2 separate regions of the Mus musculus genome follow, and region 1 is linked to region 2. A link is a loop called in an ENCODE intact Hi-C map of the cell type or tissue named here. Cell type or tissue: left cerebral cortex. All regions are shown on one strand. Each heading gives the region's core, and the rest is flanking DNA. Links, peaks and the distances in the headings are about the cores only. Region 1 has its middle 14 kb from the start of Eps8. Region 2 overlaps Gm38915 (a long non-coding RNA gene).

Region 1 (16,367 bases), core at 4,680-12,679, 47 kb before region 2:
CTGGGGTGGGGAAACTGAGGGAATCAATCTGTGGTGGTCTATAAGGAGCTGCAGATGTGTCTGTCCCATCGCCCAGCCTTGTCTCTCCTGGAAAAACCTGGAAAAGTGTGTTGCAGCTGGGGGACACAAAGAAGGAGACAGCAAAAGTAGGGGAAGGCTGTGGGCCCAGAGGCAGAGGACTAGGCGAGGTGATTGCAACTCTAATTGGTGATGAGAGTTATCAGTCAGACCTTATTCCTGAGCCTCTCGTCGCCCACAGGTCTCTCTGGCTGTTATCTGTCACCTTGGAATAGCTCAGGAAGGCTCCAGATGGAAACACTGCTTCCCTAACAGAGCCGGGGGGAACCTGTTTCTAACTTGAAATGTGAGTTTATTGTCTAATGACAAGGTTGGTTCCTCCTGGAAATTGCTGTGTTTCTGTATCATTGAAAGAGAAATGCACATCTTGAACCTGACAGTTACTGATCCATACGTTAGCAACATCTGAATATGAAATATGAAAAATGGCATTTGTTCTCTCTCTCTCTCTCTCTCTCTCTCTCTCTCTCTCTTTCTCTCTCTCTCTCTCTCTCTCTCTCTCTCTCTCTGGAGGCGTGGCTCTATGTTTGCCACCAAATAGCAAAACTGCCCTTTGAAAGCATGGTCTGCCTTGTAGCCTACTTTGCCCCTTCCTGCTGTAATAAACACCATCACCATCATCTTGGGGGGGGGAGGGGGTTCATTTGCTTCCATGTCCCCAGTCTCCATCCACCACTGAGGCGAGTCAGGGGAGGACCTCTCTTTCGCAGGAACTGAAGCAGAGCCTGGGAGAAGCTCTGCCTTGCCCTACAGACTCAAGGTCAGCTGCCTGTCTTGTGAAGCCCAAGACCACCCACCCAAGGATGGCACCACCAGCAGCAGGCTGCATCCTGCCCTATTAATCATAAATCAAGAGACCCCCCCCATAGACTTACCTTCAAGCCAATCTGCTGGAGGCCATTTCTGAATTGAGGTCCCTTTCCCAGCTGACCCTAGCCTGTGTCAACCTGACCAAGCTCCCCACCAGTACACATATTCCCTATTCTAATCAAAATAGGTCCTATGTGTATCTATGTTAGAAGCCAGGTGGGAACCCAAAGCACACAATTAAAATAACTGTGGAAAGGGAATGGATCAAAAGTGCTTATATTTTTTAAGTTCTAGTATAGCCATAAGATAAAATTCTACTTCACAAGGACAGAAAATTTTGTATTAATTGTCTTGGATGGGAAGCAAAATATATATTTGTTAGGTGAAGAAAATAAGTTACAATAAACTCTGTGACATAAATTACATTTTAAATATATATATATATATATATATATATATAACCACACCGAACTAACAGTTTGAAAAATACAAGTGAATGTTTGACAGTATTTTTATGGAGGAAAGGGTGATAATTAAAATGGGAGTTACTTTCACGAAGACAATCAGGCTTTCCAATTATGCATGTCTATGTGAGTGTGTGTGTGTGTGTGGGGGGGTGCATGTGAGTGCAGCTGCCCGAGGGGGTCTGCAGCATCAGAGCCTTTGTTGTAGGCGCCCGAGTTCTGAGCCGCCCAACTTAATGGACGCTAGGGATCAAAGGAGTCTCTACAAGAGCAGTGTGTGCACTTCGTAGCCATCTTTCCAGCCCTAAATTGAGTTATTGACGCAGTGTTACCTGGACCAGAGTGGCTCTAAACTCACACTCACCCTGCAGCCAGTCAAAGATGACCTTGAACTCCTGACCTTCCCGCCCCGAACTTCTAAATCAGTGCTTCTCAACCTGTGGATCACTCACCCCTTTGGGGTCAAATGACCCTTTCACAGGGGTCAAATATCAGATATCCTGCATATCAGATATACTCATCACAGGTTCATAACAGTAGCAAAATTACAGTTATGAAGTAGCAATGAAATAATCTTACACATGGTGGTGGGGGGGGGGTCACCACACTATGAGGAACTGTATAAAAGGGTCACAGTGCCATTAGGAAGGTTGAGAACTGCTGTTCTAAATGCCGAGCACGTGAGACCCTCGCAGTTCGGACAGTCCTGGGCACTGATCCTAGGCTTTCATTCATCAGCGAGTGCCCTAGCAGCAGACCGAAGTCCCAGCCCCTCAGGGAAGTTTTTGTTTGGTGTTTGAACTTTCAACTCTGAACCTGCAGAGTTTTGCAGCAGAGAAAAGTTAACATTTTATTAACCCTTGTGAATTGAGTTTCTGAATTTTCACTTCTGTTACATTTTAAAAATTTATTCTGCCAGATTTTTTTCTTAATGTCTATCCCTAATGTCTAAAGCAGGGTGGGTTTTGATGTTGTTGTTGTTGGTGGTGGTGGTAGTGGGTTTGGTTGTTATTGTTTGTTTGTTTTCCTCCATAGCTTTAGGCTCGCTGCGCTCTGGAATCTTTGGGCTAGTTAGTAATTCCCCTTGGGTACACTCATTGGCATTGCAAGCACAGACTCTGTTGCCTGTACTTAGCACCCAAACTTTCTTCTTCCTTGACTTCAGAATCCTCCTGAAAGGGAAAAAACAAACAAACAAACAAACAAACAAACAAAAAACAAACAAACAAACAAAAAACCCAAAACCCTATTAGAAGCTGGGAAGGTAGGGAAACACAAAGCCATGTATCTAAATAGGTACCTCACAAAGAAATCCCTTGAAAAATGCAGATAATATTTCTGCTCGTGATATAAGTATCTAAATTTTAGTGAGGTGGGGGGTCGGGGGGAGGAGCCAAACCTGTCCTCCAGTCTCCATTTGCAAGTGCTGTCAAAGGCTCAAACCAGGCAAGCTAAAGGGAGAGGAAGCGGGTGGAGGGACAAGCTGAGTGGGGGGAGACAGAAGGAGTGTGAAAGAAAGGAGGAAGGAGTGAGAGGAGAAAGAGAAGGGAAAGGGGGAGTAGAGACAGTGGGAGAGAAACGGGGGTGGGGTGGGGGGGAGAGGGAGAGAGGGGAGGAGGGAGAGAGAAAGAGGGGTAGAGAGCTGGAGAGGGAGTCTTTATACTGAGAATGCTTTTTACTTTCCATCCACACCACCATCTCTGGATAACGTTTGCACAATGTGAAGCTTTCAATGAGACCCCCACACTTCCTTATCTCATGAAGCGCAGGGGGTCCTATTGTACTAACTATAATTTTGAGTATTCCTGAGGTACACAAACTCTCATCCAAAACACCAGATGCTTGTGGCTTTTGTAAAAGTTGACACCAGGTCTCCTTCACACCCCAGCAGGGTCTGTAATTAACACGTTTATTTCTACCGCAGAACATAGTCACACAAATGAATCCAGAAGCCACCTCCCATCAGTTCAGATCGAATGTGTTGACAAACAAGCGCCAGTCACATTAGACTTTGCCACCGAATGGAATGGAAAAAGCAAATGAAATAGCGTGTTACAAAAATAGGTAATGTGGGGGCTGGAGAGGTGGCCCAGTCGTTAAGAGCACCTGCTGCTCTTGCAGAGGACCCAGGTTCATTCCCTAGGGTCTGCAAAGCAGCCCTGTCCATCTGTAACTCCAACTCCGGGGGAGCTGGTGCCCTCTTCTGGCTACACTGGGCACTGCACACTCGTTATAGACTTCATACTTCATACAAGCAAAGCACACCTGTGTAACTATGCAGTGTTGCTGAATTCCCCATCTTTGTCATGCAGGCCCTCTCTAGGCGGCTACAATTTTGTGTCCTTAAAAATGTATGCATTCCAGAGTCATCTCACCGCCACAGTGAGTCAGGCATGCCTCCCATCCCCCGTCTATTCTGTCCTGACTTCATCTTCCACCTTTCTTTCTCTAAACACTATTTTCACTCTGAGATAATGCAATTCTTAATAATCGTATTTTAAATTAGAATATATAAGTGTCACCTCAAGCGCTCCGAAGTCGTAGCAGTGGGCTGGGCAATCTTATCTCCCGCTTGCAACAACAATGAACGGCCCGAGAGGCTGTTTGTTCGCTAACGCTTCTCATCTGAATTCCCAATTTTCGAGATTTTTATCTTCACAGAGAATAAGTCCCAGTTCCCGATGTCCTTTCCGTGGAGGACATTTTATGAAGCATGTGTTATTCTAATATATGCACAGGTGACATTTCTGTCACAGAAAACAAGCTAAAGTCTAAAGTTTACCAGGTGTTGTGCAAAAATAATAGGCTAACCACAATAAAAAGTGTTTAGGGAAAGTTCTGCGTGGGGCCGACCGATATTTGCACACAATCTCAGTGGTTTTCTTCTTGCCAGTGTTTTTCTTCTCTGCTGGACTGGCAAATCCTCCTGCGCGTTACCCCCCCCCCCCCCACACACACACACCACACATTTATCCTCACTTATTAGAATCTCAGCATGGGCCTTCCCACAGTTCCCACACCTAAGTCCCCTTCAGTAGCACTGCCCACGGGTCACACTTACCCATTACACACAAAGACTGTGGAGTGCTGCAGATGGTTATGCCTGGCAGTCAAAACAAGGGCTACGCACGCACGGTTCAAGGCCCCAGAGAGTAGGAGCCGTTAGGAGCTGGTAAGATGTCAGCAGCAAGCACTAATTCAAGAAGGGCAATCAAAGCCCTTCTCCAGAACACAGAGCTTTGGGAGCCCCAGGAACGCATCAGGTGGCTCCTGCATCTTAAAGGTCTCTGACTCACCTACTCAGCCAAGGGCAGGGACAGGCCCTGGGGACATGAAAAAGAACAAGATTATCCTCACTTACCCCAGGGCTTGCGTTTAGCAGTTAGACATAAATAAATAATTACTAACAGCCGTACACAATTCTGTACCACCACAGCACGCTACCTAACCACTGAAAAATGACGCCCCAGCGCCACCCTGGGAAAGTCAAGTGTGACATCAGGTTCTCACCCTGTTGTGTGAATGAATCCCTCCCAGCCTCTGTGTTGTCCCCTGAGGTCTCCAGCATATCCAACACAGCTCTGTAGCCTTGACTGTTCCCTCGCCCTGAAACACCCTTCCCTCAGCAACCTACACAGCTGGTGCCTCCATTCAGATCTCAGCTCAAATGTGACCTCTTCTGCTTAACCGCACTATTTACATGGTACACCCACCCTATGCGTGCGCACACACTCGGGGGCACGCGCACGCGTGTGCACACACACACACACATGGGTGCACACACACCACCTCTCTGTCTCTCCCATTGCGTGTTACACGGCCTTTTATTCACTTCCTTATCACAGTCTGGACACATGTTCACTAACTTAGTGGCTCTTTGCCTCATGCAAATCCCGTGTGAGCAGGGACTTCGCCGTGTTGTTTACAGTCGTGTCCCCCACGCTGGGCAGAGCTGGATGGACAGCTAGATGAAGAGAAATGTGAGATGAAGTATGAAGACTGTGAAGCAGGCAGTTGAGGGAATAATGGGGTCAGGGATGGGGGAGGATGCGGGATGCAGAGAAGCACAAAGACTGAGCGGAAGGCGCTGAGGCACGCTGAAGGGATTGCAAGGGGGAAATGGAGTGATCTGGGCCCAGCACACTGTTGGAAAGTGCTGGGCCACGGAGTCCAAGAGTGAACAATAAATGACTGGATTAACGATTGGGGCTGAGCTCCACAAAGCAACCTCAGCCATCTCAGATCACACTCCAGAACCATTAAGGAAAAACAAGGGGGTTGAGAAGATATGGTGCTTCCGTTCAACCTGGTAGAATGAACGGGTGACTTTGAAGACTTTAATAACCAAAGCTAGCCTCAGGAAGCTGTACTGGTCTGGCCACCTGAGGGAGGAGCCCCAGAAGGCAGAGAATGCTAACCCTGATTCAGGATCTGGGTTAGCATTCTTGCTTACAGCTCCATTGCAGGCTTCAGAAGAGGAGGTGGCATCAGGGACAGAGTCAACCCCATGCTGGACATTTGGGGGTAGAAATAGCTTCCTAACAAGTGGGAAGAACTCACCGCTTACAGCAGACAGGCTGAGACATACGCATGCACCCTCACGATGAGCTATTAAATCAGGCAAAGCGTCGAGAGTGAGAAAGTCCAGAGGCCGAGGACGAGAGAGGGGCTGCACCGAATAGGGCCAGGCAGCTAAGATGCTGATAAAAGCAACAAGTGTGAGCTCACGAGGACACACACCTGAGAACACACCACGCTGGGTTGCTGCGTGCAGACACAGTGTTCTCACGCAGAGAAGAGACTCGAATTCTCATTATTAAAAAAAAAAATGGGAAGAAAAAAGCTAGAAGGAACTGTGGAGCTGAGTGAGAGTAATTCTGCAGAGATGCTAAGAGAATACACCTTAAGAGCACAGAGTGTCTTTACATTAAAAAAAAATGTATATTTATTTGCTGTGTGTACGGATGTGTGTGTCGCTTCTGTGTGTTTCTCCGGAGTTTCTGTATGTGCGTGCGCGCGCATGCGCGCATGCATGTGCGGGTGGGGGTGTGGTGTCTGTTTTAAACAGCTCCGAATGAACTTCACTGTTTCACTGAGGGTGACTTTGAGCTTTTGATCCCCCTGCCTCCATCACCCCACTGCTGTGGTTACAGGCACACACTTCTGTGCCTGGTTCATGGAGCACTGCAGATTGCCACCCTAACATTCTGCCCACCCAGTCTTGTCTCTAGCCCTTGCTATCCCGATGAGGCACAGAGGGGGGAACTCTCCATCAGAGAGAGTGTCTAGATTGGAACCCAGTCCCCCAACTTCCAAAGGAAGATGGTGCTTTTGCGATCACTAAATGCAATGGAAGAGCCACTCTGTAGACAACGGGGAAGAGGCGGAGAGGCAGATGTGGCAAAGGATGGTCTAGTAACTAAGCCACCAGGAGCGGCAGAAGCTGTTTTGTGTTTTCGGGGAGCAAGTGTGAAGCACGCGGGATGAGTGAATTCTATTTACATCCCACTCAACAAGTGCTGAGGGAAAATGAGGGGGCCGGCTGGAGACACACAGCCTCCTTCAGCATCGTGGTTACTATTCCACAACTCTGAAATGCTTCACGGAGCCAAGGGGACGATTCAACTTGAAAAAACCAAAACCACACACTCTTAAAAAGACATTTAAATAGAAACCCAAGGGCTCTAAATTTCTTACAATCCACAAGCTTTCGGTGGATCCCATCCGGGCTGGGGCACTTATTGTTTGTTTGTTTGTTTGTTTGTTTGTTTGTTTCAATGGGACTGGGGAATGAACCCAGGGCTTCTTAGATGCTAAGCAAGCACCATACCAGTGAGCTACATCTCCAGCCTTCCGTGGCATTTTCAGTTCTGAGCAGGAACATGAGGTGTTTGTAGTCTTGGGAATACGGCCTAACGGCACCCTTCTGCGTTCCCAAGATTTTTGGAAAAGAGTGAGGATGGCATCGGTCACATCCCTCTCGTTATCTTTCCTCCTTTGCATTCTGCTCATCTCCTACAGAGGGGAAGGATTGAGTGCAAGAAACAAAAGACAGAGCCATAAGGACACACTGAGGAGAGTAAGTCAAGTACTAAGTCAAGGTAGTAGCGGGTATTCCTTGCTGCCCTGCTCTCTCTACCCTGTGCCCTGAAATGCCTCGGCTCTTCTGCTGCCCGAAGTCTTCCCCATGTCTCCATCCTCCTGTGAGCATCTGTGGCAGGAACATCTCAGTGTCGGGTGTTACAGCGGGCCTCCTGCTTCCCCTGTGCCGGCTTATCACGCAGCTGGCTCCCAGAGTCTGTCCCCAAGTCACACACATGCCCTTCCCTCAGCCCTTTGCCCATTTCTACCCCCTATACCCACAACAACAGTGTTTGACTCATCCCTAGTGTAATCATGATGAGATCAGCTACAAAAGATACAGACATCGGGCAAGTGAGATGGATCAGTGAGGGAAATGGCTTTCCATGCAAGTCTGATGACCTGAGTCCCATCCACTGGAACCCAGGTAAAAGGGCGTGTCCACACACACCCACAGACACTCTCACACACACTCTCTCTCTGGTGCACACACACATACACACAAATACACACAGATACAAACACATAAACCATATAAACAATAATTAGTATGATTTAAATAAATATATGGAACTCATTTTTTCTTACTTTGGGGAGCATTTTTATATTTAATAAAAATTGTTGGGCTGGTGAGATGGCTCAGTGGGTAAGAGCACCCGACTGCTCTTCCGAAGGTCAGGAGTTCAAATCCCAGCAACCACATGGTGGCTCACAACCATCCGTAACGAGATCTGGCGCCCTCTTCTGGAGTGTCTGAAGACAGCTTCAGTGTACTTACATATAATAAATAAATCTTTAAAAAAAAAAAATTGTTAGATGTCCAATTTGGGAAATTCATACCACTTCAAACAAGATAAAGTTATGCTTGGGAGCTGTGTCTCAGAAGGAATTAGAAAGCTCTGGACTTAGCCAGTCTTTGCTGCGTATTCATTTCTATTCTGGGCAGTGCTCAGAGCAAAGATGCACAGAATTATCTCCTAGACAAATGCAAATAATCTTCATAGAAAGCTCTTTATTTTCTTCTCTAAACTGTGGTATCTTTCTTGCTCACAACTCCCTACAGTGGGGTGATAATTAAAACACCTGCATTCTTTCTAAAATTGCTGATGAGCTAGCTCCAAACAAGAATAAGAATAAGCAGAAACGGCCATGCTATCATAAATTGAGTTATTATGCCAAGAAGTAGGAAATAAGTTGTGTCTGTCAACAGTCACCTCTGTCCACCCCCACACGCATCATGTCTGGGTCCACACTCCAGCATTCCTAGGAACAGGTATTCCGGCAGGAATAATCTCCAGGCTGAGGTGGGCTGAGCACACAGGGCTTCCATCGTGCTGTGTTCTTCATCAGAGCAGTGCCCATTATGAAGAGACAAGATACTTGTTCTGCCAGCAGATAACACTTCACTAGAAATAGAAGTCCTACTATCTCCCACTCAGACGGTGATCAGCATCCTTCAGGATGATCTTTTGAAACTATGGACTTGGTGTGCTCTGCAATGATGCGAGATAGGCTAAGGACTTCTCTCTACATGGACAGTGTTTTAAAATATTGACCACCCTATGGGCTCACACCAGTCCGATCCATTATCAAGCTAAGTGGTCTTCCATTTCACTATTGGACAAATTATTTTTACTGTACCCGTTGCAGTAGAAAAGCCGTTCTGCATTTCTGGTTTTCTTGGTTAAAAGAATGAAAAAACAAAAAAACCCTCACTAATTTCTAAACTATAAAAAATGTTCTATTGAATGTAGACTTTCCTTTTTTTTTTTTTTGAGACAGGGTCTCCATGTTGCCCCACTTATTTCAAAATTGCTCTTAGCCAGAGACTGCCCTTGAACACCTGCTGTGTCTGCCTTTGCCTTCAGAACACTGGGATGGTAGGTGTGTCTCAGCATAGCTGGCCATGGAATATTCTAGCTTTAAACACTTGACAGACAACTAATACAAATGCTTTTGTTTGTTGGTGTCCATATGTTTTTAGCCAGGTGTGCCATTGCATGCTACTTTGAAAGGCTGAAGTGCCTTCCTATGATTCCAGGAGTTTGGGGCTAGCCTGAACAATACAATGAGATTGCCTTTTAACAAGTTTACCTCGTTTGAAAAAGAACAGAAGAAATAACCTAGAATATGTGATTCATGTAGCCTAATAGTTAAGTTTGTGGGACATTCATTTGTAAAAGGGAAATGTCCCCTCAATGAGCTTCGAATGGATTCATTTGCTGGGTTGCTGGGACACAATTCTCTCTGGGTTTTTGACAACACTTGTTTCCTAGGACCTTTGAGACTCTTTCCAAGTGGTCAGTGGAAATAAACTTCCTTTTTTTTTCCTGTGCAAAATGAGCCCCAGTGGCTCTCGGGCTATTCTGCTGTGTTCTGATTACTGGCTTCTCACTCAGGACTCCAAGAGTCTTGCCAAAGCACCAAATGATTTTAATCCAGACTCTAACATTTTGGCTGAGAGTTTGCAAAGTCACCCTAGACTTTTAAACGTGTTTTTCTGGTGCTAAGTTCAAAAGATATATATTATTAGAAAACATTGGCATTCAAACACCTAAGTGGCCATGAGCACATTGACATTTGCATAGCCCCTAAGAACACTGTGGTCCCCAGACCCTTAAAGAGGTAGAACGCATTCTAAGGTGGAGTTGGACCATATGAAACACATATTTAAAAACGAAAAAATAAATAAGTCCTGTTTTCCCGTCACAGTAGAAAACATCTGTTTTGTTAATGGACATGATTCTATTTGCTTGAGTAGTTTTCCAGATGTTTTGAAAGTTCTAAACAGCTACATCCTTTCTGATCTGTGCTGTTCTAAAAGAGTTGACTTGCTACAAAACCACTTAGGCCTATGATAAAAATAAAAACAGTTACGTTTATCATGAAAACTAGACATTTTAGGCAAGGCCTTGAGTTGCTGTACCCTATGGAAGATTTTTTGTGTCTAGAAGATGTATACACACAGGCATCCTGGTTTCTCTTCCCGTTTTCCTGTTATTTGTTTGGTTCTGCACTTTAGAAAGTACTCCCTGATCAGTATGTTTTTTTCTTCCTTCTGCATGCCTCTGCCTGAATATTTTTCTGAGTATTGTTCTAACAAGTTTACATATAAAACCTCTGTATTTTTGTTTCATTTGTGTTATTTGTGTTATCTGGTGATGAGCGTCAAGCCTGGGTCCTTACATCTATCAGATAAGCCTCTAGCACTCTGCTGTTCCCCAGGCTCCTTGTCTCTTTTTCAGTGTCTGTAAGCGGGTCACAGCCACAGGTCCGTTTTAATCAAAGAAAATGACTATTCAAAAAACGAAAGTCCCTTGGGTCAGGAGAGATGGCTCAGTGGTTAAGGGCACTGGCTGCTCTTCCAGAGATTCTGAGTTCAATTCCCAGCCCTCCTTTGGTGGTTAACAACCAGTACAAGATCTGATGTCCATGAGGTCTAATGCCCTCTTCTGGTATGCAAATGTACATGCAGGTGTAAAACCCATATACATAAAATATATAAACAAATAAAGATTTTTCAAAGTCCCAATAGAACAAAACAAAGTTTATTATACATTAAAATTCAACATATTTCTCTAGTAAATATCATCCCATTGTTGTTTATTTCTCAATCTCATGTAAGTTTCGAAACACCAAGAAGCTGACTCTGACTGAGCTAAAGTTGAACATTCATTTTTAATAAGCACATTTGTTCTCGCTCATCTCCTAGAACACGGGTTACACCTGTTGACTACTGGGTGCCACTGCCACAGGGCTTTCAACTATCATTTCTTGAATAGCAGTGGCCTGGATTGGAGGTTACTGTGTCCAAAGAACTGGCAGGAAATAATATGTATAATTACATAAACTAAAGGCAGGCTTATTTTATATAATTCCAAGAACTCTGAGCAATGGGTAGTATTATCTTCACTGGCTCTGAGAAAAGAGTCTTAGAGAGGAACAGGAATAATTTAGACAAATTTGCACAAGTGTGAGGTTGTGAATTATTTATCTAAAGCCAGGTTAATGACTATTTTGAAATATAAAGGAGGCCACTGAGACCCTTCACTGATTTCCTCTGTTGTGGTTGGTTCTAAGGGAACCTCAAGACAGAGAATTGACCTTCAGTAAATCTCCCCTTTTCCTCAAAATTTCACCATTCAGTGCCCAAGCATTTGTTTCCATTCGTTCCCATCAAGCCTAGAAGCTTCTATCATAGATGTTCCTATACCCCCACCCCACCCCCGCCAAGGCCTAGCCTTATCTGCATTCAATTCTGATTCTCCCCTCAGCACACCCTGTGTCTCCTTAGTCTCCAGTGTTTGGGGATTGGAAATTTGCTGACCAGATAATGGTTATTCCTGAAAATCTCTAAGAATCTTTGAGAATTATCTGGCCTAACTTGTATGAGCAAAATATTTTGCCAACGATTGTGACTGCCAGGGATGAAGTTAATTCAGGCTCCATCAGGTCAGGGAGATAGCTCAGCTCACAGTCAAGTGATGCTGCACATGATACATGAGGACCCGACTTCAGATGCTCAGGAGCTGTTCTCAAAAACTGAGGGAGGCTCAGTCGTTAGGAGCATTTTACTGCTCTTCCAGAGGGTGTGAACTCAGTTCCCAGCATCTACATGGCTGCTCACAACAACAGATACTTCCGTTCTAGGGATCTAACCCTCTTCTGTCCCCTACAGGCTTCCTGCATGCACGTAAATCAACCCATCATCAATCAATAGTGTTTAAAATACATGTTGTAGTGGTACAACCTGATGCATGATGGGTAGAAGCAGGAGGGTCTTAGGAGTTGGCTGTCCAAACAGTCCAGCCAATAAGTGAGGTCCAGGTTCAGTGAAAGACTGTTTCAAACATTAAAGAGGACAGCAATTGATAAACACTGGACTATGAGCTTCAGGTTCCTATACACACACACACACACACACACACACACACACACACACACACACGAGTTTTTACTTACTGAGATAATAACCAAACATCACTCTTTCAGGAGCTGTGTAGGTGGCTTACAGCATAATTAAAGCACTTTCAGACCCTTTACATCAGAAGTCCTCATTACAGCTTGCTTAATCAAGTGAGTCATGTAGTTATTTCACTCAAACAGAAGGCTGGAGAGGACCACTTGAGAAAGAAAGGTAACGGAGGCCCTGGGGAGTAGCTCAGCTACTACTTGCTTGCCTGGAAAGCAGGAAGCTCTAGGTTAGATCCTTATAGCCCATAAACTGGGCACAGTGGCACACGTGGGAAGGGGAGGCAGAAGGACCAGAAATTCATGATCATCCTTGGTGACGTCCTTTGAGGCCAGGCTGTGGGACATGAGTCTACCTCAAAAAAGGAGACTTCCTTCCCACCACTGTCCTCTGCCAGATTGATGGTTGCAAGGTGGCTAAAGCACTTGCTCTACAGCCTATAGATACTGTGAAGAAGTAAGGAAGGAGCTACTTTGCCTGGCAGCCTCTCTCTTTTGCTGAGGAGGATGCCTTTTCTCAATGTCCCATCTTGCTCCGTAGGAAGTGGACAAAGCCCTAAGTGAGATTGTATTGCTGACATAGGCACAGCTATAACAAGGGTCAATGCCCCAGGGCCATGGGACATCAGCAAAGCCTTTCTCCACGTGGGTCAGGGTGGAAATTGGCAAAGCCTTCCTCCTCTGGCCTAAGTATGAGTGTTTAAAGATGATGGATCCGTGTGTACAAACTGAGCAACTGCAGCTTCCTCCTCCCAGACAGAAAATAGGCTGGAAACAGAGACCTCCTACTGTGACTGGCTAAAGCCTCTTTTTGTGCTGAACATATAAACTACTGAAGTTCCAGTCAGCAGCAGGTGTAGCTCCATCTAATGGCACATAACCCGCCTGATTCTGTATTGCTAGAGTGTGTCTCTATCACTGTCTTTTCTTCATTTCCTGCCTGCCTCTACTCAGAGTCCCCAAGACCAAACTGTGCTGAGAAAGGCCACATTTGGTTCCCACACACCCAAATTGGAACCCCCAGTAAGGATGGAGGCTCAAGCTGCTCCCAGCATGGTCCCCACTGCAGAAACCACTCTTGACTCTCCCAGGGCCTTGATGTATTCCAGCAACATATTTCAAGTGACTGTGGATATTCAAAAGTACTGCTTCTTACACAATTATTATAAAAATTTTTCTATTATTCAATCATGGTTAAAGTCACATTCACTAAGTATATAGATTTTATTTCAGATCCCAATAAACAATAATACACACACACACACACAAGCAAAGGGACTGGAGAGATAGCTGTTCTTGCAAAGGACTCAAGTTTGGTTCCCAACACCAACAACAGGCAGCTCAGAGCCTCTGGCTCCAGCTCTAGGAGATCTGAAGCCCCTGGCCTCTGTAGGCACCTGCACTCATCTATACACACAGAGACACACATTCATGGGCATAGTCAACTATAATAAGAAAATTAATAAAAAGAGTAAGCAAGTGTGCCTTAGTCAATGTTCCATTTCTGTGAAGAGACACCATGACCAAGGCAACTCTTAGAAAAGAAAGCATTTAATTGGGGTGGCTTGCAGTGTCAGAGGTGCAGTACGTTTTCATCATGGCAGGAAGCATGGCAGCACTCAGGCACCCACGATGCTGGGAAAGGGGCTGAGAGTTCTACTTCTGGATCTACAGGCAGCAGGAAGAGAGAGACTCTGGGCTTGGAGTGCCTTTTGGAAACCTCAAAGCCCACTCTCAGTGACACATTTCCTCTCAAAAGGCCACACCTTCTATTTCTTTACAATGGTGCCACTCCCTGGTGACCAACTATTCAAATCTGAGTCTATGGGAGCCTTTCTCATTCAATCTACCACAGCAGGGCATTTTTAAGTTTCTTTGTTATTGAGTCTACTCTATTGTCTTAACATTTTGCTAAATCCATAGGTTTGGGTTTTTTTGTTTGTTTGCTTTTTAGTTCCCACTCCTATCCCCGCCCAGAGACTGTGTATCCCTGGATGTCCTGGAACTTAATATGTAGAACAGGTCTTCTTGGGCTTTTACTGCTTTGAACAGACACAACCAAAGCAACTCTTACAAGGACATTTATTGGGGCTGGCTTACAGGTTCAGAAGTGCAGTGCAGTATCAGCAAGGCAGGAGCATGGCAGTGTCCAGGCAGGCATGGTGCAGGAGGAGCTGAGAGTTCTACATCTTCATCTGAAGGCTACTAACAAAATACTGACTTCTAGGCAGCTAAGATGAGGGTCTTAAAGCCCACACCCACCGTAACACACCTATTCCAACAAAGCCCTACCTCCAATTAGTGCCACTCCCTAGCCTAAGCATATGCAAACCATAACGCACTAGCCTGCCTATTCAGAGATCAGCCTGCTTCTGCCTCCCCAGTGCTGGTAATTAAGGCTTGCATTACTACCCCTGGCAAATCAGTGGTTTCTAAGTACAAACCACAGAATGAAAACCAGCCCACGAGTCTCTGAGCTTCACAGTAATGTTCTCCACTGGTAGAATTCAATTACTACAGCCAGCATGCCTGAAAACAGCGCACAGTTGATGTACCATTCCATTTGAGTTCACTGAAATAATTGCTTATATTTCTATTAGGCACGCATGCAAGATCCAAACGTTAAAGAGGCAACTCTATTATTATGCATGTGAGTGCTGTTTGAAACATTAAAACAAACGCAAAAACATTTTTTTTGAGACTATGTGACTAGCAAAGTTTTAGTGCAAATGCACTATTTGAAGTGGCTTTTTGTTATACTGAGGCATATTCACAACTGTATTTAAGCCAGCTCCGGAGTCACCCCAAACTTAGCAACTTAAAACAGCAGTGCTCATTTATTTAGTTCATGTATCTGCAATTTGATCAAGTTTGGGAGAGGCAGTGACTCTCAGCCACCCCAGTATCTGTTGAGGAAGCTTGACTGGGGAAGATTCCACTTCCAAGATAGTTGGCTGTTGTAGGAGTTGGTACAGTTCACAGCCAGTTCAAGCTACTTTTTAAAAAAATAAAACTCAGATGGAATGGCCTTAACCTTTCTTGCTCATAGTTGTGAATGCTAGACGTCCAGGGTACCAGAATGATGGCGACTGGCGAAGGCTCACTTCCTGGTTTACAGATGACTCCTCTTATATCTGCGACAGGGAGAGAAGGATTGAGAAAGAAAGTCAGGAGGACAACTCTTTTCTTATAAGGGCACAATCATGACATGCGGGCTCTCTGTTCATATGGATTTGGGTGGAAACACTTCGCAGGTATTATTAACAGGGGGCGCTCTTCTGTAAATTCTGTCAGGACTATTGTCTGAGAACATAGGCCCTTGCCCCATGAGTATATGTCTCGATTTGGGCCGTAAAGCATGGAGGAAACAAATTCCTCAAACCCAGTGGGAAAGGTTCTAATACTTTTGTTTATTCATAAACGGCAAAAAGCAGATAAATGGGTTTTTTGGGGGGGGTTGGTTTTTTGAGACAGGGTTTCTTTGTATAGCCCTTGCTGTCCTGGAACTCACTTTGTAGACCAGGCTGGCCTCGAACTCAGAAATCTGCCTGCCTCTGCCTCAGATAAATGGTAAAATGGGCCCACATTCGTTCGTTCACACAAACACTCTCTCACTAACCTTTCTAGTCTGGCAGGTGTACCCTGAGTTCCAAGCAGCAGGCAGGAAAGATGCGATTCAAAGTGGCGTGCAGCCTTTGCTAGATAAGCAGCGGATGTCCGTGTGGGGTCCACGCGGCACAAAGTTTCTCCACAAGACTCTTGGGAGTTGAGCCATTTTGCCATGTCCACTAGAGTTTTAAAGCTAAATTCAGCCAATTACAACTAAGGCGTTCCACACATTATTCTCTCTCTCTCTCTCTCTCTCTCTCTCTCTCTCTCTCTCTCTCTCTCTCTCTCTCTCTCTCTCTCTCTCTCTCTCTCCCCATGGCCTGGTTCTCATAGTTATCTAGGGCCACAGCGACA
Region 2 (16,367 bases), core at 3,781-11,780:
TTTTCCACAGATCATTCCAGCATCAGCTCCAGGGTTTGGGGTGACTACATTGTGCGTACATGGTGCGTGACTTCTCTGGTTCTCTAGGGTGTCTGACTTGCTTCTTTAACGATCCCGAGATCTTTATCTGAGATGTTTGACCTCAGAGGTGGAGCCCCATTATTTCAGGGAAAGCAAGGCCAACACCAGCATGGTTTGGGGGAGGGGGGACGATGTAGGGGGCAGTGATGGATGGGTGTGGAGACCTGAGGTGACACTCAGGTGTTTCTCTCAGTTCTGTCCACCTTGTTTTCCTGAGCCAGGATCTCTTGCTTGACCTGTGAGCCCAGCGATCTCCCTGTCTCCACCTCCCCAGGTGGGATTACAAATCTGCGCTTTTTTACGTGGGGTCTAAGGGTGAAACTTGTGTCCTTATGCTTTGGAGGGGTGGAGCTAATGACCAGACACGCCAACCCTCTCATATGCATGCCTGTTCTCTATGTTGCTATCCCCAGGGTCCTCAACCCCAGGTATCAGGACTGAGACGAGTACACTGCGGTTAATTACAGAAAGATGGCTCAGGGGTTAAGCGGGCTGGCTACTCTTCCAGATGACCCAGTTCCAGACCCCAGCCTCTAAGTCATAAGACTCACAACTGCCTATTAATCCAGCTCCTGGGGATCCAATGCAGCCTGCACACATGAGGCACACACACACACACACACACACACACACACACACACACACACGTACATTAAAAAAAAATCTTTTAAAAAGTAACTTTGAAAGTAATAAAAGATCCAGGATCCCCTGATTGAAACTGATGAGGAGTTCTGGGTGACTCAGGGGATACCTTGTGTAGGAAGGAGGGTTCTCCCTCCCCTCCCCCATTAGAAATAGGTTTTAACAGTGAATAAAGAGACTTGCTCCATCTATGTAAGTGTGTGCTGATGAGAGGTAGAGTAAGGCAGTGTGTTCTGGAATTTTGAGTCCTATGAAAATTACTTATTATCTTCTTGGAGGAAAATGTGCTTTATGCAATAGATTTTGGGGCCAGCAAGTGATTAGTGTTGGCTATTAGTTTATCATAACTCATATTTGGTTTTGTTAGCTTGTTTAATGAAAGGCTGGGCTCTGGCTTTCTATGTAGCTCAGCGAGGCCATGAACTCCTCGGCTTGCTGCGGCTACTGAGTGCTGGGGTTGTCGGTGTGGAACTGCGCGCGAGCCTGTGAGAGTGTGCCTACGCTGCCTGCCCTTCCTGCGACCGGGTAAGTCAGTCACTGGCTCCCATGGCTTCCGGTTTCCTGATACTTACCAGATCCTCACCACCCTCCCGCTCTCCTTCCTCCCTGTTGTTGCTTTGGCTTTCGGACAAACACTAATGGGGTCCTGTCCGTTACACTGAACTGGACAGCTTCCTCGTTGTTCTCCCTGCCCCCACATCAAGACATCTCCTTCCACACTCCAGCCAATCACCTCCTTGCAGCATGATGGTCTAAAATACAAGCCTTATCTTTCTATTCCCTCGAGTGGTTTCCCACAGCTTAAAATTAAATCCCAAGCTCTTCAGCATGACAGGCGAAGCGTTCTAATACGTGCAGACCCTGCTCGGCTCGTGTCCCAGTGTTCTTCTGTCTACAGGAGGCTCTTCTCCCCCTGTGATGGCTTTCCCATACGCTCTTTGCTCAGCCCACACTGCCATTTCTCCCTCCGTCCAACCAACCTCAATCGCCTGTTCTAGCCACCCTATTTCTCTCACGCACCCATTTGTAGATTACTAGGAAGCCACAGCAGCTCCCATGCTTACCCTGGAGATGCCACCCAGTGGGGCTTGTGAGAATTCACGTTTTCTTTCTACCATGTAGGTCTTGGGGATGGAACTTGGTCCATCGGGCTTGGCAGCAAACACCTTTATCTGCATTGTGTCATCTACTTGATCTTCCACTGTACTTTTGGATTCAGGGTCTTTCATTGACCCCAGTGCATACCATTCGGATATGCCGCTGGCCGTCAGACTCTGAGGTCTGCCAGTCTACCCTACCAGTGCTTGGCCTGCAGAATTCACAGCCAGGTTGTTTTGCAGTAGACCTTTCATGGGCTGAGCCATCTCCCTGACTCCCTCTTTTCTTGTTTCTTTTGAAACAGGCTATCTTGTAGCCCAAGCTAATTCAGACTCACTATGTAGCCAAGGATGCCCTCGAACTTCTGACCTTCCTGTTTCTCTCTGTGTACTGAGACGGCAGATGGTGCCATCATCCCAAGTTTACACAATGCTGGGGATGGAACCTGGGATTCCATGAATGCTAAGCTAGCATTCTACCTAATGAGCTACATCTCTAGTCCTTATTCTTCTTAGGAAATACATAAATAAAAACAAAAATATTTTAAATGTATGTAGTATATGAATATCACAAAGTTGTTTAGTTTATTTTTGAACCCTTATTCTTAACTGTATCGCTAATATGAACAGTTATATATGGCAGACTATATATCATATGTAAGCTTTATAATATATGTGTTTACGTAATGATTTTTGCCAGACATACTCTTCAGCAACTATTAGCATCATGTAAAAGTTAAATTTTGTCCACCTATTTATTGTGATTTACAATTTGTCCTTTGTGCGTGCACATATTTGTTTGTTTGGTGTAGTCTCACTATGTAACCCAAGCTGGACTCAGAGTCACCATATCATCAGCTGGCTTTGAACTTTCGCTCTTCCCGTCTCAGTCTCCCAAGTTCTGAGATAACATCTATGCCGCACCACATCCAGAGGCTTGTTCTTAACAAAATATGGCTCCTCTGTATACTTTGGCTCTCTGTAATAACTCAGCCAAGATAGTTTATACCATGGCTTAGCATCTAAAGCCCTTTGTGGGACACTACAGTAGCATTTGCTTTACTGTGTTACCCAATCTCCGGTCCCTAGTGACTATGCAGGATTGCTATATCTGCTACAGATCAGAATTTCGGTATGCTGCTCAGAACAGCAGATCGGCTTATTGTCAGAGGACTCTCCTCAGACCAGCTGATTTAACCTTCCCTTGTAGACTGAGTAGAGGAGAGCGATCAGATCTGAGTCTCAGGAGCTCCCTCCAAACCCAACCACTGATGCTGCATATGACTTCCGCTTGGGGCAGAAGTGCGAGGGGATATACGAGATGGAAACTTTACTGAAAGGGGCACCCGTGATGCTCCTGTGAGGTTATCCTAATGCTGAGATGAGACCTGCTGCTGATGCTGCTACTCGAGGTTCACCCGTGCTCCCGTAACTCCTCCCCTACACCCTTGCAAGCCTGAAAGCTCACTGGTTTGTAGAGCTGGACTCAGATGGAATTGCTACTTTGATCTGTTTTCCATGCCTATCGGAGGCAAAGAGACATTCGATGATCATGTCTCCTCAGGAAGAGTCACAACAAACATTAGGTGACAACAGAACACCATCCCTCCTTCCCCTAATTACGATTTTATCCTTTTTCATGCCTAAGGTTTCAAAGCTTTGCATATGCAAAGTTTATGTCTTCCTGCTGGTTACAGTGCTTGGGTTTTACATGACTCAACAGTTTCTCTCCACACAAAGCCAATTTCACTATGTTTGAAAATGTGTGCTCCCTGCTTCCATAACAAAAATGTCATTAAAAACAGTATCTTATAGACTAGCAAATATCCTCTAATAGAAAATTTCCAGCTAAGAGATTTGGGGAAAGCTCCCAAGTAACACTTGAGTCTTGGGTGGCTGGGTTAAACAGCATTACCTGAAGGCTTTAAAAGTAGGCAAATCCTGAGGCAATTTCATAAAGGTATGGAAGTTCCGAGCATAATTGTGTAGCTGCTTTAACTCAGGGGGCTACGATGTGTCTAAAAAGAATCTTGAGAGGTAAAATTGAAAAGCTTCCTTAGCATCAGGCCATGAAGGTCCTTGACTATAGAACAGTATGAGAGTTTATTTCGTTTAAATAAATAAAAAAAAAAGAACTACTGAAGGATTTTTTTAAAGAACAGAAATAATATAACCAGAACCACCCTTCCAGACAGATGAACTTGGCAATAACGTTTTAAGTGGATTAGAGAGGTAGGGATGCAGGGGCATGTCTGTGGAGAGGCCAGCAGTGTGGATGTGCCGTAGAGGTGTGGGGGTGCAAACCAGAGCGGTAACCCTGAAATCCCATGGAAGAGCAGCAGGAAAGAGAGTGGCTGATCAATAGAATTTGTTAGTTATTGGCTCTGGAAGGCAATGGGGAAGAAGGAAACTGAGGGCTTGTATTGGGAGAATGGCCAGGAGGAGACCGTCCTCTCAGGAGTGACTCCCAGCTGAGGGGTGAGCAGGTGCTCATACCGGACTCTAAGCTCAGGAGCAGACATCAGAAAGTGGCAGGCTGGGAGGCATTGATGATGTGGCTGTAGCAGCCATTGGAATGTGCCCAGCACACTTTGAAGTCCAAGGCAAGTTATGAATGGAAAGTCTGGAGCAGTGACATGAGGTACAAACTCACATCATGCACACTACAGGCTACACACCTTATAGGCAATGCACACTACAGGCTATGCACACTACAGACAATGCACACTACAGGCAATGCACACTACAGGCTACACACCTTATAGGCAATGCACACTACAGGCTACACACCTTATAGGCAATGCACACTACAGACAATGCACACTACAGGCAATGCACACTACAGGCTATGCACACTACAGGCTACACACCTTATAGGCAATGCACACTACAGGTAATGCACCCTCCAGCTTCTTGCCAACGACCAGCTGTCGTGGCTGGCTGCTGCTGCAAAGTGCTTTCTTGCTCAGCTTTGGCTCCTTGATGCTCCCCTGTCCCTGCTGAACCTCCCATGGAGGGTTCTACAGTCTGAAAGGTTTCCAAGCAACCTTCCTTCTCTACCTCCTCCTCTACCAGAGATCAGACTTGGGTCATAGTTTTCCCTGCTTCTGGACCCTCCCCCATCTTTTAGAACACAGTGATTCCACACCACCCACACAATTGCTTGCTGCTGTCTCGGTGACCACTTCTCCCCGCACCCAGGTTAACACAGGAGCAGTCTAAAAAGGGTCAGTGCTGCCTCTGCCATTCTGTACAATCAGAGCCAATGTTCGATGTAAATCGTAGTTTTCAAGCCCTGTTAAATAGTAGAACTTGATCATAAATTAGAAAATAATTCTAGTAGGTTATAGCTTATAGTATATATTAAAGTGAACATGTTCCTCATTACTAATTTTAGGTTGAAACGTTGGACTGGTTATAAGAAATTCTAGTGGGTGATTATATTTACCCTCCAATAAACATATGACATTGAGGTAGTGACCCAGGGTGCAATGCAAAGTCTCAGGTTACAAAAGCCACCCTTCTCTTCTCTTCTCTTCTCTTCTCTTCTCTTCTCTTCTCTTCTCTTCTCTTCTCTTTTCTTCTCTTTTTTCTTTTCTTTTCCTTTCCTTTCTCTTCTCTCCTCTTCCTTTCCTTTCCTTTCTTTTCTTTCCCTTTCTTTCTTTCTTTCTTTCTTTCTTTCTTTCTTTCTTTCTTTCTTTCTTTCTTTCTTCCTTCCTTCCTTCCTTCCTTCCTTCCTTTCTTTCTTTCTCTCTCCATCTCTCTCTCTCTCTCCCTCCCTCCCTCCCTCCCTCCCTCCCTCCCTCCCTCCCTCCCTCCCTCCCTCCCTTCTTTCCTTCCTTCCTTCCTTTCTCCTTTTGGTATGCTGAATGACATACCATTCAGCCCTCACCAACCACTGTGAGAGTGAAAGAGTAGTAAACTCAATGCTCCAAGGTATGCTAATCATTAAACAGATAGCAACATTCCTTCCTCCACCCACCGGCTTCCTGGGTTCAAAGAATATTCATTCAAAGAAAGTCACCCTGACCCACCCTGACCATTGCTGGAACCTGCAATGCAAATGTGCTATTGTTAGGGGCTCTTAGAAACTGTCTTGAGAGTTAACAATTACCAGGTATTCCTTGTGACACCCGTGACTTTGTACTTCCTTGTGATTCTTATCTGGTATTTTTGGTATTTTCCAACAACGCCCTTCCCACCTCCTTGAGTTGTGTTTTTTTTCCTTTAGAAACCCCCTTTCTCAGCTACTCAGGGCGCCATAGTCCTCTACCCCTGCGTGGTGTATGACCGTGGGCCCGAGAGCGCTCTTGAATAAAAATCCTCTTGCAATTTGCAGCAAGAACGTTTCTCGTTGGTGATTTTGGGGTGTCGCCTCTCCTGAGTCAGAACGTGGGGGAGCCCTCACGTTGTGGGTCTTTCAAGAGCAACTCTGAGCAGCATTGCAGAGTCTAGTGTTTAAAGATCAACACTGATAACGTGTTTATTTAGTAAATGAGCAAATAGACAAATTCAATTGTATCAACAAAACCCACTATTAGTCTGACCTCTTGCCATGTAAGTGCCAACAAATTTTGCAGACACCAAAAGTCCCTTCTGATAGTTGGTACCAGATAATCTCAGACTTCTGTTACTCTGTTTAAAAGAAAATCCTTGTGCTCTAAACTGACCATAGCTCAGTGGGTAAATTGTTTGCTGCATATGCATGAGGACCTAAGTATAGGTCCCCGGCATCTGTATAAACAGCTGGATGCAGCAGCATACATCTGGAACCCCACTGCAGAGACAGGTGGACCTAAGTGGCTTCCTGAACAAGCAGTCTGATTGCACACCAAGCTCCAGGTTTCTCAAGAGACACTGTCTCAAAAACTAAGGTAATAAGCAATGGAGGAGGATGCCAGTATTGATTCCTGGTTTCCAGTACACACACACACACACACACACACACACACACACACACACACACACACACACACATATATACAGTCACATGCACGCACACATACACACACATACACATATGTACACACAGACACACACATGCACAGAAACAGAGAGAGATAAAACTTAGAATCATCAGAACAAAATGGCTAAATCAACATAATTAGGATGTCACCTGAATGATTTATACAGTTATGGTTTAGAGATTATTCAATTAGTTTTCTAAAAACAAAACAAAACAAAACAAAACATAAGCAAAAAAAAAAAAACCAAAACAATAACACAAAGTGAGATTGCTGTTTCATTTGCTGAAACTGTGACAGGCTATCTCTGTAGAGGTATGAATTTAACATTAAGGAAACACTGTACGGAAAAGTCATTACTGAAGGAGTTTCCCCCCCCCCCCATGCCCTTAGGAATCGTTTGCTTTCTCTCTCTCTCCTGTTAGGCTATGGTTTAGAAATTGAATGTATTACTAATTCTGCCTCCACTGGATGCCTTCTGACTCAAGAGACTAACACTTTAGCAGAAACATCTGCAGATCTTCTGAGAAGCAGCCAATAACGCGGAGTCTCCTTTGGCAGAAAAAAAAAAAAATCCTGGGCTAGGAGCCCAGTCCATGGCTGTCTGTATGAGGGACAATGAGGCCAGTTCTGACATCTAGAGAAGACCCGATCACTCAGGGGGGCAGTAAGACGTGGAAAAGTAATGTTTTCTGATTATTTTCCTGCAGTTGAAACACATGGGAAGATAGGAGTGGGCAGACGAGTTGAGAAATGCTTACTGACGTAATTAAAATGGAGAGGTGAGTTATTCTATGGAAAGTTTTGGGTCATTATAAAACGTTGCTGTGTAAAAACAAAAAAGGTCGGAGTATTTCGTCTGGTATTGGTTAAATCAGTTTCATAGCTACAGAGTTATGAGCAAACACATTTGAGTTTACAGACTAAAGACTCCTCGACATTATGCATCTCTTGCCAGCTCGAATCACCTTTGGACACGATAAGTGACATTTCTACTTTCAGTCTCCCAGGCTTTAAAATATATATAATTATTATTACTACTAGTAGTAGTAGTGGTAGTAGATAGTAGTAGTATTCCTTTAATTACCCAACCAGGACTCTACCAGACCTCCAAAGACCCCTCATTAGAACACCTCCCTCTGGCTCGATAATTCTGAATGCTGAAGAACTGAAGACCCTCATCTTCAGTTGCTACCGGGATGGATTTCATGTACACACCTATATTAGTTACTTTTCTCATCGCATTGACAAAATGCCTGACAAAAGAGAGTTAAGAAAGGGTTTATTTCCGGCTCATCATTTAAGAATACAGTCAACCATGATGTGGAAAGGCTCTCGGCAGCAAGCACACGAGGCATCTGGTCACGTGGTGCCAGCGCTCTCGAAGCAGAGAGAGAGAGAGAACAACACTGGTGCTCAGCTGGCTTTCTCCTCTTTAAAGATTCCCTAACTCTTGTGTGTGTGAGTGTGTGAGTGTATGTGTGAGTGTGTTCATGCATGAGTGTGTGTACATGTGTTAGTGTGTATGTGCATGAGTGTGTGTAGCATGAGTATATGAACATGAGTGTGTATGTGTGTATGCTCATAAGTGTGTGTTGCATGAATGTGTGCGAGTATGTATGTGCATGACTGTGTATGTGAGTGTGTGTGCATGGGTATGTGTGTGTGTGTGTGTGTGTGTATGTGTGTGTGTGTGTGTATACGTGCGTGTGTGCATACATGTGTGTGTGCACTTACTAAGGGTTAGGATCCTCTGTAACTAGAGCTATATAGGCAATTATGAGCGCCTGAAGTAGGTACTGACAACCAAACCCAAGGCCTCTGCAAGAGCAAAGTGCTCTTAATCATTGAGCCATCTCCTTTCTCCTTTTTATCGATCTTGGACCCCCCACCTTGCGGAACGTGCTAGAAAAGAGTGTGTTTTCCCAGCTAAAGGACCCCAGTGCAGAAATTCCCTAAGAGGAAAGCCCCCTGGATTTGTCCCCTGAATAATTCTAGGCCCTGTCAAGTTAACAGTCAATATTCACCAGCATCTATCCTCTCTGTATTCTAGCGCATAACTCTAATCAATATGGCAGGTCTTCACTGTCTTTGGACTACCACGAAATGCCCAAATCTAATTACTAATATCTTTTCTATATTGATGCTATGCTATTATATGTTTAAAAAAATTTATACACTGTCTCACTATATATACCTGGCTGACCTGGAACTTGCTGTGTAGACCAGGCTGGATTCAAACTCAGAGCCAGCTGGTTTGCATCTACTTCCTGAGTGCGTTAAAGGATTGTGCCAGCAGGCTTGTCTTTCTACGTGTAAAGCTTATCACTCAAGTACATTTAGAAACTACTTATATAAAAGAAGAATGTATGTATGCTACTTCTGTGTTATGCACATACAAAGTTTCTACTTTATCCTACTAACACATATTATTTAGACATCTCTATTTGTGTGTGTGTGTGTGTGTGTGTGTGTGTGTGTGTATGTGTGTGGTTATGGGAGTCCTGCCTCAGAGTCCTGAGCATCTAGGGCTACAAGTTTGTACCACTGCAGCCAGTTTGTGTGTTTTTAATTCTCAGTTTATAACAGAAATAGTCTTTCGACTCAAACAAGGGCCTCCTTGAAGCACTGTTTCCCTTGCACCGTAGGGATCTCAATTTCAGGCCAGTTCTTTCTGCCAGCTTTCCTGATTTCTCTTCTTTGCAGTCCTCAGATGCAAGTATTCCTCAACGTTTTTTTTCCCCCTTATATAATCATCTCACTGTGGCAGATTTTTCTGGGAGCTTTCATTATCATGTATATCAATGTACAAGTTTTAGAACACAGCCAAAAAAAAAAAAAAGTCTTTAACACGACTTTAACACTGTCAAAAGACCGAAATTCAGATGCAGTCTTCATGGGAAGTGTTTCATCTCTTTGTAGTCACCAGCTGCCGCTTCCTGGAATTAAAGGACCATTTTCCAAAGCAGCGCTCTGTAACAACAGTTCTCAGGCCATTGTGTGTGCCATTATCTAAAGCCTCACAGAACCCATCCTTAAAAGCAGGAGCAAACATCTGATTTTGCCCAGAAATCTGCAGCCCGGGCAGGCTTAGCTGGGTGGCTTCACTGGGTAGTTCCTCTAGAGGCTGAGTTTGGGGTGGGGGTGGGAAGTCTTCAGAGCCTAGCAGATTGCTTCCCGCAGTCAACTGTGAGCTCAGCTGTGACCTTTGTGGGGTCCCTCTGTGGTCTTGGCCATCACCACACCACAGCCTCCCTTCTAATGAGGAATATTCCAAACAGCAAACTCATAAGCATGCTGCTCCAGTGACCTTATCTTCCTTAAAACACTGACAAGGCCTTGCCTGGCCTGGGCTCTAGAGGACAGGGACAAAGCCTTTAGCCTTTGGATAGCGGTAAGGTTGGGGAAGGCCTCATGGATAAGCCCTGCCTCTTGGAATGCCTTTTCAAATCCACAATCTGCTAGGAGTTCTAATGCACCAAGTCACTCTCTGTGGGTTAATTCTGGATCATCCGCATAATCCAAAGACGCCCATATGGCTCCTCAGTTCTAAGCAGCAATTGTCTGCCTGTCTCTCCCTGGGCTAACAGTGCTCTGTCTCTGGGTGTGTAACAATCATAGACAAAATGATCTCATTTTCTATATTGTAAGAACAAATGTGTTCTCTGTGTGTGTATGTGTATGTTAGTGTGTGTGTGAGTGTATGTGTGTGTGCCTATCTTGTGTGTGTTAATGTGTAGTATATTTTGACATATGCATATATTAGTGTGTTTCTGTGCATTATGTTTGTGTGTATGTGTGTATTAGTGTGTGTGTATGTGTGAATGTATGAATGTGTGCGTGTATGTGTGTGTTAATGTGTCTGTGTGTATTATTGTGTGTATGTGTGAATGTGTGTGTGAGTGTATGTGTGTATGTGTGAATGTGTGTGTGAGTGTATGTGTGAATGTGTGTATGAGTGTGTGTGTGTGTACACTTCTATAGCAGCATCTTCACTGGAGGTCAAATCTCTGCCCCTGTTGATCAGTGTGTCATTTTTCTCTCCAGCTTTTGTAGAAAGTAATAGAGTGTGCACATAACAAGTTCCCAGCATGTCTTTTAAGAATAAATAGTTCAAACAGTGGGGTGGCTCACATAGATAATAAGACCCAGCTTATCTTCTTTCTGCTAAGGTGGCCTGTTTGTAGTTAACACCAATTTCCTGAAGTGCAAACTATGCATTGTCCTTTAAAATATTAGGGTTTTTTGTTTGTTTGTTTGTTTTTGGGAAGGATGACTCTTGGCCACGAGAGAAACCAAACTTACAGCTCTGAAAAGCACTCTATTCAAGGGAAGGCAGATGCAGCCTCACTCTGAACCCAGCATAGCTGCAGAAAATGCAACACACTGCTGCCTTAAGGGCCAGTGCTGAAACCAGCTAATCAACACGTGGGCCTCCCACTTCAGGGTTGCAAACTTTATTATTTCATAAAATACTAAAGCAAACAATGTTAAGTTGGCATTTTATTCCAAATAAAGTTATATTTTAGAAAGTTGTCTGTCTTGTTTTCCAAAGAAACACTTGTCAGTCTGCAATCCCCACATTCATTTTCCAGTGGTTGTAGATCTTTTGTGGACTCTGTGGACAGATTTGCTGTTATTAGCCTGATAACCTAGAGTCTGGGCTCTACCTCTATATAGTTACTTCATGATATCAATTTCAAATAAAACAAATAAATAAACTCCTTTGAAGAGCAAGCCAACATATTTGCAATGTAGCTTGCCTAGCAGCCTGCGTAGCTCTGAGTCTCCCCCCCCCCCCATGGGTTTGAATGTTTTTATTATATTCATACATTTTGAGGATGATATGATGAGCTACAATTTCATGGTTAGAGTTGTTTGGTTGACACACAACACAAAAGACTTAAGTCAGAGAAACAGTCAGCCAATAAACCAAAGATCTTTTTTTTTTTTCCAGTGTGAAATGTCTCTGTAAGAATGAGTTTCACAATTAGATGGATTTCTTTCAACTACTAGCTCATCTGCTTACTCTGAATTGGCAGAAGGAAGTGAATAAAGTCCTTTATATCTGTATATGGAGAGGCTGGCACCAAGCTGGCTTGTGGAGTATGGTCCTGAGTGTTACTGCCACATTCAACTGCCACATCGTCATTGAAGCTTACTTCCCTACACTTTCCAACGACCCCAATCAAAAGCACCCGTCTCACTTGGTACAGATTCATCATCACACACCTCTCTTTTATAGAATGCACTAGCCCACTCCTAAACCCTTAGGCAGCTCCCAGGACCTGGCTATGAGAATGTCAATAAAAGTGTTATGTCCCAAAGTCCCTTGTTGAACTGACTAAGTAATGGCTTTTGAGAATTTAGATCTGTGATGTTCGAGGACCACTGTGTATGAGTGTCTCCACCTCACTTCCTTGACCATCATTATCCCAGCTAAGCACGTCCACTGACCAGTCTGGCTACACACATCTAGCCTTGAGTAACTGCTGGAATCCTAACTGAAACAGCTAGTGTAGGCTCTACCTGGAAGAGAATATCAAATTCCCCACGAATCCCTGTTCTTTGTGGCTCACCAGGGAACAGCTAAGACATTGCACCACAGGCATTTAGATCACAGACATGATCTTCCATCTGCCTTATTGCCAAACACATATTAATGTCTGGTGAGTGACCTGGTGCCTCGACTTGGTCCCCAAATGTTTGGCCTTTGGTAAAGGCAGCTTGACTATCACCACATAAGCAGGTCACGCTATCATTTAGGTTTTAGGATTACAGGCGTTCCCACCAATGAATGGCGTGATCTACCATACATATATCAAGACAAGGGTTTTCCCATAAGCCTGTAGCCTTGATGCTTAAGAAATTACATGGGTCCAGTGTCGAGCGCGCCCCCAACTCGCCAGCAAGAACGACGCTGCTACAGGATCCTTCTGCACACGTTTATTCAGTCCTATTTCTTCTTTCTCTATATCTCCCTTGTTTATATCTCCCTTGTTTATATCTCCCTTGTTTTTATATCTCCCCTGTTTGTATCTCTCCCTCGTTTATATCTCCCAATAATAACAATCCTCTCTCGAATAATAATCCTCCCTCTAACCCGGGCCTCTCACTCTTTTATACTCTCAGTTCCCATCCACGCACAGCAGGCCACGCCACCTCACCAGGCACGCAGCTTCAGCTAATCAGGGCAGCAGGGGCATATCTCCACCAAATTGGATTCACCTGTATCCTGGTACACCTGCGCAGCACTCAAGATGTTTGTGTCTTATATGAGGAAGTCAGGTGCAAGTCATATGACTTAGCTGCAGTCCCTGGCGCCTTTGGGACTGCCGCCACACCTGCTCCCCACAGTCCAGTCATGGTTTCTCATTTAAAAAAAAAAATCTTGAGGACTGGGAAGGCAGTTCAGTTGGTAAAGTGCCTACTAAGTGCCCTAAGGCAGAGGGTCTGAGTCCAAATGCCAACAGCTGTGTTGAACCCTGGACATGGCCTGTGTCTTTGATCTCAGTGCTGGGGTGGTGCATACAGGCAGGTCCTGGGCTTTGTTGGTCAGCCTGGCTGGTCAAATTGTTGAACTCTGTCTCAAACAGTGATGGGCCCTGTCTCAAACTTTAATGTAGAGGCCTGAGGATCCTGAGCTCAGAGGACAGGGTCCTTATGAATGTATGAAAGGGGTATATGAAAATCTATTGTCTTGCCACTCAGTTAAAAAAAATACAATTAAAACAAAGAGTTTGCACAGGTTGTCCCGTGCAAACCCCAACACATGAATTATAGCACACTTGCACACACACATATTCAGGAACACAAAATAAATGTAAAATAATTAAAGAGTTTAGGGAGCAATGCCTGGCAAGGCTAGACAGTGCTGCTCCTTAGAAGCCATGACTATTAAAAACAAGACAAAACCAAGCCCAGCGCCAGGTGGGGCTACCTCCTTCTGAGTTGTCAGTCAGTGAGCCCTCATAGCCCCCACCTCCACCTCAAATCACTCAGCCTCTTGCCACTCCCCTTGGTTGCTCAGCAGTACTAAATGATAACGCCCGGAAGGCTGAAGACACAATAACTGATTGATAAACAGTAGTCAGGCAGGAACTGAGCAGGAAGCTCCCATTGGCTAGCTTTCTTTATGCTGCAAGGTGCTGTTCTGACTGCTGGGGGGTGGGAAGAAATGGCGTCAATGATCTTACCCGGCTGCAAACCCCTCAGACTGTAAATACTTAGCTGACAGGAGAGATGTTCACACATGTGCCTTTGTGGATTAACTGCTATGGGGGGTAACCAATCACTCTTTGACAGAATTCGGGGAACACTCTGTACAAGGGAATCTATGCCTAGTCAAAAACCCATGGCTGGGGAGGTCACAGGCTCTAAGGGGAACTTATTTCTGTTATTTAGCCAAGTTGACATAGCAACAAACTGCCGTCTAAATAATCATGTTTCTACCTACAGACAAATGCTATTCTCAGCTTCAACAAAAAGCTTTCCCTTCCAGTTCAAAATGGTCATGGCGGAGACTCAAGGCTGTTCAAAGAACTGAGAGTAAGTGACAATAAAATGCTCAGCCCTAATGAGTACATTAACGACCATCTGAATGTTGTCACATTGTACAAGAAGGACCGGAGAGAATGAAAGAGCCAGAGATAGGAAGCAGGGCTGGAAAACGCCAGCTTCCAAATGGGCCATGCATATTACGACAGGTCTCAGAGCAGTTGTGGTTGCCTGCCCTTGGTCCTCACAAGAATGGGTACATCAACAGCCAGTACAGACTGGGGAGGAGGAAGAAGGGTGCCCTGCCCCTTGCTGCTTAACTCTTGGCCATGGAGAGATTATTCTGAGAGGGAGAGAGTCATTATCTTCAGCTGTGTATCCACAAGGGTTCAAGGAGGGCTGTGGCTAAACTCGGCGAATAAGCGAGGCGTTGAAAATTGATCAATCTGAAAAAAAGACTGGTAGGGAAGAGTGAGGATGGATAGGGATAGGAGGAAGATAAAAACGGGGGACAGGGAAAGCAATGAGAATGTGTTATATATACTTGTTCAAAACTAGCAAATAAATTTAACAAGTCAATGTGCATGCGTGCGTGTGTGTGTGTGTGTGTGTGTGTGTGTGTGTGTGTGTGTGTGTGTGTGTGTGTATGGTGGAAACTAACTGAGGTTAACTCCTAACACTGACTTCTGGTCTTGATGTGCACACATGCACGTATGTTTGTGTGGATAAGACACATGCAAACATGAACACAAGCACAAACATGTACACATATGCTCTGGCTAGTTCTTGTCATCTTGACTCAAGCTGGAGTCATGTGAGAAGAGGGAACCTCACCTGAAAAAGAGGCTGCCATCAGATTGGCCTGTAGGCAAGCCTGTGGGGTGTGTTCTTAATTGAGATTGATGTCAATGTATCCAGTCCACTGTGGTGGTGCCCATCCCTGAGCAGGTGGTCCTGGGACACAAGACACAAGACACAAGACAGCAAACTGATCAAACCAGAAGTACCAAGTGAGTAAGTAACTCTCCTCCCTGGCCTCTCCTTCAGTTCCTGCCTCAGCTTCCTCTGTGGAGTTCTTTCCCTGCCTTCCCTTCATGTTGCACTGTAGGTTAAAGGTGAAATAAACCCTTTCCTTCCCTAAGTTGCTTCTCGTCATGGTCTACAGCAATAAAAATCAAACTAAGACAGCATACAGGTTACACATACACAGACACACACACACAGAGACACACACACATACACGGACACACACACACATGCACGCACACATACACACACACACACACACGCACGCACACATACACACACACACATGCGCATGCACACATGCACACACACCCTTAAATATAAAACAAAACTCTTGACTCTCATAGCGACATCCGCTCCACCAGCTCTCCTTGACAGTGGGTAGAAGCCGACTTCCTTTCGCCATCTCTTTTGCTGTCACACTGACCCAGTTTCCCATCCTCTCCCTCTCCTGTGGATCCTGAGCATCCTCCTATGTCCATCTAGTTAGACTGCCCCATCCTTAGATCCCAACCTTCCAGTTGGTCCCTTCCTCTCAGTCAGAGCACATGCTCTTCTGAGGGTCATAAAGACCTGGCTCTCCTAACTGTGTCTTCTGTGATCACTCCATGAAACCTCGTTGGATATCATGCCATCATCGCCACTGGAGTGTTCTCCATGTATGGAACTCTGTGGCTTGTCCCTTTATTTCCTTCAAGACATCACTGAAATGTAAGTACATCAGTAAGAGGTCCCGGAGCCATTATCTTCTCTATGGCTCCTACAACTATATGTCAGACCATACATCCTATTTAATTTCCCCCACTGTCTACCATCGTGAAATGTAAGTGCCACACAAGCAGAGGATTTTCTATGTTGTGCTCTCCTTGGTCTCCAAAACACGACCCCATAGGCCTCGGTACTCGTCCAGCAGACTTATCAAGCCTGTATAGTTGTATATTTCTCTGAATCCCTCACCCAGGTGCAGGACAGGCTTGATGTTCTTGTCCATCTCAGGGCTCCACAAATGTCTTGCTAATAAATGAACTGGTGTGTTTTTAAAGGAAATCTATGGTCTCTT

Evidence for each region. Peaks named below come from ENCODE experiments on the same cell type or tissue, not always from the same donor. Only the 100,000 strongest peaks of a DNase experiment are listed, where the experiment ranks them.
Region 1: a loop joins it to region 2, with 2.7 times the contacts of the local background. A loop is called at or near these places in 13 of 42 quality-filtered maps.

What each region holds. Positions count from the first base shown.
Region 1 is chr6:137,655,347-137,671,713 of GRCm38, forward strand. No RefSeq gene overlaps it. Among named protein-coding and RNA genes, the nearest start is that of Eps8, 14 kb to the left of the region's middle. In left cerebral cortex, for the core only: CTCF peaks have their summits at 8,225 (motif pointing left) and 10,884 (motif pointing left); DNase peaks (open chromatin) are centred at 6,843 and 9,737.
Region 2 is chr6:137,703,170-137,719,536 of GRCm38, forward strand. It overlaps Gm38915 (a long non-coding RNA gene), which reads left to right. Exons shown (of 4, transcript XR_869522.1): 1 at 1-62; 2 at 1,130-1,248; 3 at 7,495-7,566; 4 at 14,243-14,261. Among named protein-coding and RNA genes, the nearest start is that of Gm38915, 8.2 kb to the left of the region's middle. In left cerebral cortex, for the core only: no CTCF peak of the experiment used is centred there; DNase peaks (open chromatin) are centred at 7,383, 9,513, 9,726 and 10,215.